Regions from separate parts of the Homo sapiens genome. Here all the other regions are linked to region 1. A link is an interaction called in ENCODE POLR2A ChIA-PET data of the cell type or tissue named here. Cell type or tissue: GM12878. All regions are shown on one strand.

The links. ChIA-PET counts read pairs that join two places held together with the same protein. Peaks named below come from ENCODE experiments on the same cell type or tissue, not always from the same donor. Only the 100,000 strongest peaks of a DNase experiment are listed, where the experiment ranks them.
Region 2: POLR2A ChIA-PET joins it to region 1 with 5 read pairs; 2 of 35 experiments call an interaction of 5 or more read pairs at or near these places.
Region 3: POLR2A ChIA-PET joins it to region 1 with 9 read pairs; 1 of 35 experiments calls an interaction of 5 or more read pairs at or near these places.

The regions. Positions count from the first base shown.
Region 1 is chr2:62,097,766-62,101,765 of GRCh38, reverse strand. The region is part of intron 2 of COMMD1 (copper metabolism domain containing 1); the gene reads right to left. Among named protein-coding and RNA genes, the nearest start is that of B3GNT2, 96 kb to the left of the region's middle. RefSeq lists an enhancer at 2,016-2,305. In GM12878, no CTCF peak of the experiment used is centred here; a DNase peak (open chromatin) is centred at 1,835; H3K4me3 peaks cover 1,400 bases; H3K27ac peaks cover 2,382 bases.
Region 2 is chr2:62,925,812-62,929,811 of GRCh38, reverse strand. All of the region lies in intron 10 of EHBP1 (EH domain binding protein 1), which reads right to left. Among named protein-coding and RNA genes, the nearest start is that of EHBP1-AS1, 120 kb to the left of the region's middle. In GM12878, no CTCF peak of the experiment used is centred here; a DNase peak (open chromatin) is centred at 1,631.
Region 3 is chr2:62,289,192-62,293,191 of GRCh38, reverse strand. No RefSeq gene overlaps it. Among named protein-coding and RNA genes, the nearest start is that of MIR5192, 85 kb to the right of the region's middle. In GM12878, no CTCF peak of the experiment used is centred here; no DNase peak of the experiment used is centred here; H3K27ac peaks cover 1,060 bases.

The sequences.
Region 1 (4,000 bases):
TCCTCCTCCATACCTTGGTAAGTAAAGAACTTTACTTCATGAGCCATTCTAGCATATTATTGAACTGGGGGGTAGGGATCATGAGACTACCCAATTTGTAGCTAGATATAAGTGTGGGTAACCTGGGGACCATATATATATATATAGAGAGAGAGAGAGACAGGGTCTTGTTCTGTCACCCAGGGTGGAGTGCAGTGGTGCAATCAGGGATCACTGCAGCCTAGACATTCTGAGCTCAAGTGATTCTCCTGTCTCAGCCTCCTGAATAGCTAGAACTACAGGTGTCTGCCACTATGCCCAGCTAATTTTTTAAATTTTTTGTAGAGATGGGGTCTTGCTATGTTGCCCAGGCTGGTCTTGACTTTTGGGCTGAAGTGATCCTCCCATCTCGGCCTTCCAAAGTGCTAGGATTACAGGTGTGAGCCACCATGCCTGGCAGGGACTCAATACTTTTGACTGGCATCCAAAATGGGGTTAAGACCTGTGGGGTCTCCACTAACTCTGGGTAGTATCAGAATTTAATTGTAGAACATCCAGTTGGTATTCAGAGAATCAGAGAATTGGTTGGCATGCAGGGGAGAAAAAACCTATACTTTTGGTGTCAGAGGTGTTGTGAATAAAAGCCCAGAAAAGCCATTGAGGACTAAGCTCTCATTTTTTTTTTTTTTAAATCTTGCCCAAATTCCTATCTAAGAGATCTGGGGAGTCATGTCCTACAAACCATAAATTCTCATCAGATGGGTTTTATTTAACCCTATATGTCATGACTTACTTTCCAATCAGACTCTGGCATAACATTATAAGACAGGCAAAAAAATCAAAATATTTAATCCCAAAACATGTTTCTCTGCCATATCTTGAAAATGTCCCTGCAAAGCCATCCTTTGTAGGGTGAAAACCTGCATCTGTAAAGAATCTCTATTAACATAGCTAGATCTTTTTCTTCCAGGTCCTCCCAATCCTGAAGAGATTAGCTAAAGTCTAGTACCTTTTAAAGATCCGAATAGGAAATATTTTTCATCTATTGTCTCTGAGGGCAGCTACTATAAGACTTCAAAAGAACCTTGGTCTCCACAATCTTTTACCTTAACCTGGACATTTCCTTTCTGTGGATCCTAGGTCCTTAGATAAACTCAACCAATTGTCACCAGAAAATGTTTAAATTTACCTATAGCCTGGAAGTACCTCCCTGCCCCTACTGTCCCCTTCCCCGCCTCCTGCCTTTGAGTTGTCCTGCCTTTCTGAACCAAACCAATGTATTTCTTAAATGTATTTGATCGAAGTCTCATACCTCCCTAAAATGTATAAAACCAAGCTGTGCCCTGATCACCTTGGGCACATGTTCTCAGGACCTCCCGAGGGCTGTGCCACGGGCCACGGTCACTCATATTTGGCTCAGAATAAATCTCTTCAAATATTTTACAGTGTTTGACTCTTCAACAATAATCTGGTGCCCAAACACGTGGGGCCACAGAGAAGACTCAGGACCCTGAAGGAGTTGCCTAAAACCCTAGCTAAGGTACTAGCAGGGGCCCAGTGAAACCTCACCAAGTTCTAGCTTCTCCTCTGGTGAAACTGGTAAGTCCTCCTGAGTCCTGGACCTCCCATTTTGGTTGATGGTCCTTGATTTATTCTGAGCTGTTTTTTTTTTCTCTCTCTCTCTTTTCTCCTAGGAAGTTGGTTAAAATCTTAATTTTGGTTTCAGAGGTGTATTCAAAACAGTCATTCTCCATTGCCTTTTCTCTCAAAATTAATCTCAATTGGCTTGTCTGTGTGCACTTTGCGTGAGGAACTGAACTATTATTTTTCATAAGCAAATGAGAGAGTGAGTTCCTCAGCTTTGAAGAGAAAGGGCATTTTGCTCCTCCCAGCTGGAAGGCGCCCCTGGGTGACCAGGGGCCTCGTGGGAGTGTCTGGGAGGTTGACTCTCCGCAACATGCAGCGGCCCTACAGGAAACTCCCCAACAAATATTAAGAAGGCTTGTCCAGGAAACGCATATAAGGGCTGGTCGCCTGGTGTTTTGAGCCCTCTCAGAGGTGACAGACCTCTGAAGAGAGAAACTGAGACACGTAAGAGGGTAGAAACGACTCAGTGTTGAAACACTGTAAAGTGCTGCCCACAAGCAGCACATATTGATCCACCACACAAAAGCCTTAGGCCACAGGTCAATTGCTCTTAAAAAAAAAAAAAAGAGAGAGATAGCAAATAAACCCTCCAAAAGAGAGGAAAGGCAAGGAGAGCGGTCCCCAGTGGGCACCACAGCTGGGTTTATGTTTAATAATTATGGTGCCTTGACTTGCGAGTATTTATGTAAATAGGAAGATCTTACTAAAGATGACCTAGGTCTAAGGTTTCCAAAATGGGGAACTTTTGATGTCCCTAAATTGGTTTTCTTGTGTGCTAGATTAGAAAACTGAGGCTCCCGAATCAAAGAAAATGAATGGGAATCGTACTTAGGTGGCATCTAGAATCATCAAAAAGAGGAAACGATAAGCTTGCCTCTCTTTAGGAAGTTAAAAAAAATTTTGAAACTGTCTCGCCACTTCTAAAATCAGGAAGGCTCCAGAAACTGTCTCCCCTTCTGCTCCTCCTGACCCTCTGCTCTCTCTGAACTTCCTTGTCCAGACAATTTCATTTTTCCTTCTCCCTCCCCTACTCCCTTGCCTCAAGCCACAGGGGGACCAGAAATAGCTGGATAAAATAATAGAGTAGTTGCTCCTTTTAGGGTAAAACCTACAGGCAGAGGGGATCCTAACATAATGTATAGCCCCTGGACCAAATCAGAGTTAAAGGCCCTGGTACCTGGATTCCCCAGTCCGACTGAAGATCCCTTTAAGTTTGCTAAGGAATTCCAATTAACACTTAAGACTTATGATCCAGGGTTCTCTGACATGTGTCAGCTGATTGAGTTACTGGTCCCCAGAACAAAGCTGAAGAATGATTTAGAGTAGCAGATTGGAAACAGCCTTTAGAAGATTTTGACAAAATAGATGCAGCTGGAAGACAGAAATGGAGAGCTCTGCAATCGCCTCTGTGAAACTGTACCACAGATATTCTCCACGGTTACAGATTGGGCAAAGGTGAAACAATGTAAAATACGCCCAAACAAAATTGTGCCTGACTTTTATATCAGGTTTGAAAAGACATTCAAACAGTTTTCAGGAATACCCTTGGGGAAAGTAAGTGACATCTTACTAAATTCTGGGTTTATGCAAGGTTTAGATAAGGAGTTAGCAACCCTAATAAAGAGGAATAATGTGGCTTGGGCTTCCTTGCCCACCAGTCACTTAGTCAACCCTAGCTGACATCAACCCTAGCTGACCTAGCTGTCACAATCATTAAGAAAGAAAAGGAGGCCAGGCACGGTGGCTCACACCTGTAATCCCAGCATTTTGGGAGGCCAATATGGTGAAACCCTGTCTCTACTAAAAATAAAAAATTAGCTGGGTGTGGTGGCGCATGCCTGTAATCCCAGCTACTCGGGAGGCTGAGGCAGGAGAATCTTGCTTGAACCCAGAAGGCAGAAGTTGCAGTGAGCCAAGATCGCGCCATTGCACTCCAGCCTAGGCAAGAGACTCTGTCTCAAAAAAAAAAAAAAAAAAGAAAGAAAGGAAAGGAAACAGTCTCTAAAATTATGAGTTTACAACTAAAACAACTTAGAAACCAAGTTGGGAGTTTGCAAGGGTCCCATGGTCCCCAGAGATCTAAGCGACCCCAAGAGGAAGCAATTTGCCACTATTGCAAAAAGAAAGAATATTTTAAAAAAAGAATGCAAAAAACTTAAACGGGTGCTTGCACAAAGGGGGCAAAGGGCCCCAGAGGAAGGCACCAGAACAACTCAAAAACCAGAATAGGGATGCTCTGAGGGAACAGAGAGGGTTTCCCCCCTACTTCTAACTAATGCTTTAGGAGAAGTAGAAATAGCCATAAATGGGGAAAATACCAGAGCCTTTGTCGACACCAGCGCTATACTGTCGGTCCTCATCCCTACCTAGATTA
Region 2 (4,000 bases), 830 kb before region 1:
TTTTTATATACAGGATCTTCTCATCAGCAAACAGAGATAATCTTATGCCTTCCTTTCTGATTTGAATACCTTTTACATCTTTTACTTGCCTAAGTGTGATGGCTAGGACTTTCAATACTATGTTGAAGACAACTGGCAAGAGAGGGCATCCTTGCCTTGTTCTTGATCATAGAAGTCTTTCACTATTGAATATGATATTTTCTGTGGGTTTTTCATATATGACTTTTATCATGTTTAGGTAATTTCTTTTAATTCCTAGTATGTTTAATTTTTTTTTAATCATGAAAGGGTATAGAATTCTATCAAATGCTTTTTCTGGATTGACTGAGATGATTACATGTACTATCTCCTTCATTCTGCTAATGTAGTGTATTACACTGATTACATATGTCTAATCATCCTTGCACTCCAGGCATAAATCCCACTTGGTTGTGGTATGTAATTCTTTTAATATGTTGCTGAATTTAGTTTGCTAGTATGACATTGAGGATTTTTTGCAAAGTTCATAGGGATATTAGTCTGCAGTTTTGTTTTCTTGTAGTGTTTGTCTGGCTTTGGTATCAGGATAATGCTGGCCTCAAATAATGAGGTAAGGAGTATTCCCTCTCCAATGTTTTGGAAACGTTTGAGAAGAATTAGTGTTGGTTCTTCTTTAAGTGTTTGATAGAGTTCACTGGTGAAGCCATTAGGTTCAGAGCTTTTCTTTTTTGGGAGATTTTTGATTACTGATTCATTCTTCTTACGAATTAGAGCTCTATGCATATTTTCTATTTCCACATGGTTTCATTTTGGTAGGTCTTCTGTTTCTAGGAATTTGTCTATTTCACCTAGGTTACCCAATTTGTTGGTGTAGAATTACTTAGTACTTTCTTATAATCCTTTTTGTTTCTGTGGAATAGGTAGTAATGTCCCCACTTTATTTAATTTCTAATTTTACTAAAGTGAGCCTTTTCTCTTTTTTTTTTTTTTTTGTTCTTAGTCTATCTAGCTGAAGTTTGTCAATTTTGTTGATCTCTTCAAAGAATCAACATCTGGGTTCATTAATTTTCTCAATTGTTTTTCTAGTCTCCATTTTGTTTATCTCTGCTCTAATCTTTATTATTTCCTTCCTTTTTCTAGCTTTGGGTTTAGTTTGTTCTTCCAGTTCCTTAAGTTGTAACATTAGGTAGCTGAATTTGGGATCTTTCTTGTTTATTTTTATTTTTTTCCCACTGGAAAATAATATTAATAAGATCCCATCAGCTATACAACATGTTCTTGACATTAAGCTGCATCTTCCATTACAATTTGCTCTTTCCTAAGTGGTTCCATGAATGCTGTCCTCTTTGTTATAGTCTACAAGCAGCCATTGTCAAACTTGGAGGTAGTGTTGATAAAATTAAGGCCAGTCTTTTCTAGAGGCCACCAGAAAGGACTTGGAGGGTGAGTACTTACTTTTTGATTCCCACCACACAGCCTTACAAGCAGAATAAAGTTTTTGGTCACCTTAGGGCAGAGGACAACGCCTCCCTAGGAAAAGCTAGGCCATCGGGTTAGCACAGATAAAGCATGAGGGCTGGAGACAGGTAAGAAAACAGAGTACTATCTAACAGGCATGACACTTTCAGGTTCAGAGGTTGTTCTCAGCCCTCTACACTACCCCAGCAACCTCTAACCACAGGGGTGTTCCCTTTCTTGTATTTGAATGTGAGTGTTAATTGCTAAAAATTTCCCCCTAAACACTGCTTTCATTGTGTCCCAGAAGTTTTGGTATGCTGTGTTTTTATTTTCATTTTTCTCTAAGTCTTTTGTGATTTCTTCTTTGATCCATTGTTTATTTACAAGTGTGTAGTTTAAAATCCACATATTTGTGATTTTTTTTCAGTTTTCCATCTGTTATTGATTTCTAACTTCATATGTTGTTATCAGAAAAGATACTTTGCATGGTTTCTTCTTTTAAATTTTATTGTAACTTAATTTGTGGCTTAACATATATCCAGGAAATGTCCCATGTGCATTTGGGAAAATGTGCATTCTGTTGTTGCGCAGTTTTTTGTATGTTTGTTAGATCTAGTTCACATACTGTGTTGTCCAAGTCCTCTACTTTCCTAATTTTACCTGATTCTTCTATCCATTATTGTGAGTGGGGTATAGAAGTTTCCAACTATTATTGTACAAGTATGTGTATGTCTACTTCCGATTCTGGCCATTTTTGCTTCAGATATTTTGATGGTCAGTTATTAGGTGTGCAAATACTTTTAACTGTTATATCTTCTTGATGTATTGAAAATTTTCTTAATATATAATGTCCTTTGTCTCTTGTAACTTTATTTTTTAATTGACAAATAATAATTGTTTATTTTCAAGGGGAACATGGTGATGTTTTGATACATATAATGTATACTAATCAGATCAGGGTATTTCACATATCCATCATCTCAAACATTTATTATTTCTTTGTGCTGGGAACATTCAATATCCTCCTAATAATATATAGCTTTAAGTAGCTATATTATTGTTACTTATAGCCATTCTACAGTGGTATATAACACAAGAATTGAGTAATCCTATCTAGCTGTAATTTTGTATCCTTTAACAAATCTCTCCATATGCTCCTCTCCCCACCACCTCCCCTGCCTTCCCAGCCTCTAGTATCCTCTGTTCTACATTTTACTTCTATGAGATCAACTTTTACTTTTAGCTTCCACATTTGAGTGAGAACATGCAGTGTTTAACTTTCTTTTCCTGGCTTATTACAGATAACATAATATCATCCAATTCCATCTGTATTGCCATGAATGGCAGGATTTCATTCTTTTTTTTCTAGCTAAATAGTATTCCATGACGTATATACACCACATTTTCTTTAACCATTCATCTGTTTTTGGACAAATAGGTTGAGTCTATATCTTGGCTAACATGACCAGTGCTGCAATAAACACGGGGGTGTAGATATCTCCAATATAATAATTTATTTCTCTGTGGATAAATACTCAGTAGTAGGAGGACTGCTGGATCATATGGTAGTTCTATTTATTTTTTGTGAGACCTCCATAGTGTTCTCCATAGCGGCTATAGTGGCTTGCATTCCCACCAACAGTATCTAAGAGTTTCCTTTTCTCTGCATCCTCTCCAGCATTTGTTTTTTTGTTGTTGTTGTTTTTGTCTTTTTGATAATAGCCATCTTAACTGGAAAGAGATATCTCTTTGTGATTTTGATTTGCATTTCCCTCATGATTAGTAATGTTGGACATGTAAAAAATATATTTTTTGGTCATTTGTATGTCTTCTATTGAGAAATATCTGTTCAGGTCATTTGCCCATATTTGAGTTCAATTGTTTTTTGGCTATTGGGATGTTTCAGTTTCTTTTATATTCTGGGTATTAATCCTCCATCGAATGAGTAGTTTGCAAATATTTTCTTCCATTCTGTAGGTTGTCTTTTCACTCTGCTGTTTTCTTTGCTGTGCAGAAGCTTTTTGGTTTGATGTAATCCCATTTGTTTATTTATGCTTTTGCTGCCTATGCGTTTGAGGTCTTGAAGTGTTTCCACTATGTCTTCTACTAGTAGTTTCAATGCTTCAGGTCTTACATTTAAGTCTTTGATCCATTTTGAGAGGTGGCAGTCTAGTTCCAGAATATCCAGTTTTCCCAGCACAATTAATTGAAGAGACTATCTTTCCCCAATGAGTGTCCTTGGTGTCTTTGTCACAAATCAGTTCACTGTGGATATGTGAATTAATTTCTGGGTTCTCTATTCTATTTCATTGGTCTATGTGTCTGCTTTTATGCTAGTACCATGCTGTTTTGGTAAGAATAGTTTTGTCATACACTTTGAGGTCTGGTAGTGTTATACGTCCAGCTTGGTTATTTTTGCTCATGATTGCTTTAGCTATTTGAGGTCTTTTGTGGGTTCATATAAATTCTGTTTTTTATTTTCTATTTCTGTGAAGAATGTAATTGGTATTTTGATAGATATTGCATTTAATCTGTAGATCGCTTTGGGCTACATGGTCATTTT
Region 3 (4,000 bases), 190 kb before region 1:
AGCCAGAAAAAGTGACCATTGAAAGAGCCTCCACCTCAGACACTGGCTAGGGCAGAGGGTCAGTTCAGCAACCTGCCGTCCCTGGGTTGTGGGCTTCCCCCAGTACACCAGCTGCGGAAAAGCAGAGTCTGAACAAAACAAGAGAGGGTCCCTGATGGTGGAACTTCTCACGGGGAGCTGGAACTTCTCACGGGGAGCTGAACCCGGGAGGGGGAGATTGTGGTGAGCCGAGATCATGCCGCTACACTCCAGCCTGGGCGACAGAGCAATACTCTATCTCAAAAAAAAAAAAAAAGAAAGAAAAAGAAAGGCCGAGGGACTCACCCGAAGTCATGGCGGTGGGAATAGTGCCCATGAAACCTAGAGGGAGAGGCCAGGTCCCAGGCTGTGCCACCTGCCATGGGTCTGGAACCCTGGGGCAAGAATGAATCTGGTGGGTCTGAGGATGATCTGGGTGGTCTGTGGATCCAGACAGCCCTGTCTGGTTTTCTTTCCTGCTATCTTTTCTATGAATGCCTATATTTTTCAAAACCACTGATGTCCTGCTAGGATGCAGACCAGCTAGCTTCTTACGGGGCTGCTGCTGTGGTGGGGCTCACACGGAGGAGGCAAGAAGCCTTCTGCCTTGACAAATGTAATCGCCAGGTAGCAGGGACTCTGGCAGGTGGCAGGCAGCTCAGGGCCTTCAGAGAAATGAGGAGAGCCCTGGACAACAGCCAGGAGAAATCTGGGAATATAGAGGAGACAGCAGTCCTTAAAGGACCCCAGATTAGGCAACTTTCAGTTTCAAAGTGACAGAAAGTTTCTCTACCTCTTCAGTGGGAAGAGCCTAGAGGACTGCTTTGCTGACTTTGGCACTCAGACAGAACCTCCTGGATAAGAGGCAGGGAAAATACCTCTTACATAACCTCAACTTTTCGAAAGCCAGGGCATGCCACTGATACATAACGAGATCGCTTTGATCTGAGAGTGCTCCAGAGCTAGTCTTCTTTTCACTAGGGATGAATGAAAAACACACTGTTTTTCCTCTGCTCTCACACCACAACCATCAGCCCAGAAAACCTGGGTGATCAGATGTGTGGGGATTTCTCTCTACCAATAAGCAGGCAAGCAAGCAATTCCACAGCAGATGCCAGCTGTTCAATCACGATTTACCTGGAGATAGTGTCAGATCCCACAGGTTGAGGGTTCATCCTCACAAGACTGCCCCCCAACTTCCAATGTCAATCACAAGCCCCATTATTTTAATCACCTGACAGGTTCGTCCCACCCACTGCACAGACAAAACCAATTCACTAAGACCGTGGTACTGCAGTAAAGAAATAGTTTAATTAATGCAAGGCCAGACACATGAAACAACTGGTGTTATCACTCTAATCAGTCTCCCTGAGGGCTTGGAGGCTAGGGTTTGTCAAGGATAGTTTGGTGGCCAGAGAACTAGAGAATGGGTGCTGCTGATTGTTTGGGGATGCAATCATAGGGGCGTGGAAAACAGTTCTCGTGCCCTCAGTCGGCTCCTGGGTCAGGGACCGCAGGACTAGTTAAGTCATGAGTTATAAGTCTCAGTGGGGTCAGTTGGTTTCCAGAATACAAAAGTCTGAAAAAGATCTCAAAAGACAAATCTTAGGTTCTACTATAGGAGCAACTGAGGAAGTTGCAAACCTTCTGACCTCTGGCCACATGACTCCTGAGCAGCAAAGAATTGTAGAAACTATGCCTATATTTTAGCAGAATTCAGTCCTTTCCCACAATCCTAATTAGTCTTGCAAAGGCAGTTTTAGTCCCCAAACAGGGAGGGGATATGTTTTAGGAAGGGACTGTTATCATCTTTGCTTCCAAATTCAACTATAAACTAACTTCCTCCCATGGTTAGCTCAGCCTGTGCCCAGGAATGAGTGAAGACAGCCAGCCTGTGAGGCCAGAAGCAAGATGGAGTCAGCCATGTTAGATTTCTCTCATTATCACCATCTTTGCAAAGGTGGTTTCATTATTTTGTCTGTGCTTCTTGCCAACTGGCTATTGATCCAGGTTCCCATGCCCCCCTCCTTGGGTTCAATTAATTTGCTAGAGTGGCTCACAGAACTCAAGGAAACACATTTACCGTTTTTTTTTTTATAAAGCTTATTACAAAGGAAATGAAGAGATACATAAGTTGAGGTATGGAGTCTGGAGCTTCCGTGCCCTCTCAGTATTTGCCACCCTCCCAGAACCTCCTCATGCTCAGCTGTCCAGAAGCTCTCTGAACCAGAACTTTTCGGGTTATTATGGAGGCAGGCATGATTAAGCCATTGGCCTTTGGTGCTTAACCCAAACTTTAGCCCCCTCTCCTCCAAATGAAGAGATGCATAAGATAAGGAATTGCAGGGAGAGCTGAAAGTTCCATCCCTCTAATCCTGCCTTGGTCTTTTTGGTGACCAGCTCACATCCTGAAGTTAGGTAGGGGCTGCCAGCCATGGATCAACTCATTAGCAAACAAAAAGACTTTGGAGTTCCCAAGGATTTTAGGAGTATGCTAGGAGACCGGAATAAGACTCTCTCTCTCTCTCTCTCTCTCTCTCTATATATATATATATATATATATATGTGTGTGTGTGTGTGTGTGTGTGTGTGTGTGTGTGTGTGTATATATATATAATTTTTTTTAGATGGAGTCTTGCTCTGTCACCCAGGCTGGAGTGCAGTGGCACAATCTCAGCTCACTGCAACCTCCGCCTCCCGGGTTCAAGCGATTCTCCTGCCTCAGCCTCCCAAGTAGCTGGGACTACAGGCACCCACCACCATGCCTGGCTAATTTTTGTATTTTTAGTAGAGATGGGGGGGTTCACCATGTTGGCCAGGCTGGTCTCAAACTCCTGGCCTCAAGTGATCCACCTGCCTCAGCCTCCCAAAGTCCTGGGATTACAGGCATGAGCCACCACGCCCGGCCCAAATATATATTTTACAATATTATACTAGGCCTCTTCTCTTCACTAGCAAGTCTCCTCCACCCTGAGCATCTGGGAACCAGGTCTGCGCTGGTCCTTCATACTCCCCACCACAGCCTCCTGAGGTGGGAATTAGCACCCTGGGACAACTGGAACTCCAAGATTAAGTAAACCTAAACCATTTGTCTCCACCTTGTCTTTCTGCCAATGATCTTTTGGACTCACATGTAGGTCATCCCATGTCCCTGTTAAAAGTAATTTTGAAGCCAATCACAAAAGGCCACATATAGCATGATTCCATGTGTATGAAATGTCCAAAATAGGCAAATCGATAGAGACAAAAAGTAGGTGAGTTGTTGCCTATAGCTGGGGGGTGGTTGAGGGATGGGTGACTAAAGGGTACAGGGTTTCTTTTTGAAGTGATGAAAATGTTCTAAAATTGATTATGAAGATGAACAGGCAACCTTTGTGACTGTACTAAAAAACACTGAATTGTGTACTTTAGATGGGTGAATTGTAAATTATATGTCAATAAAGCTGTTAGAAGAAAAACCAATGATTTTTGCAGATTTTGACCCACAAGATGATCTGCCATTTGCTATATTACATGTGGATATATATGATGTCTCTGTGTCCACTCAGTTGGAAAAGGCCTCCGAGGCCCATTTGGGATCTCACCTGCCTACTCCAGCTGTGAGCATGGAAGGGAAATGAGCTATTTGGGTTGTCAAGAATGTGACAGGAAGGGATCAGCAGAGGCTCTAGGTGGAGGCAGGATGAAAACGTGGAAGCCTTGCACCACACGTTGCACCACAGCCCAGACTCAGGCTCCCAGAGCTCTAGGCTCTCACTGGGCTGGTGGTGAAATGGTGGTGCTGTGAGGTCTCCATTTCCATTGAGAAGTCAATAGAAGATCTCTCAAAGCTGTACCTCCTCCTCTCTCGGGAGGGTTCCAGGGCCCCTGGACAGTCTCCCTAGACATAAGTGTGCCTTAAGATATTTGTGCCCTTTGCTATGTGGGCCTGGGATGGCCACAGCTCTTGGGCTGGTAAGCTCAGGCCTCTAGCAACCTATCC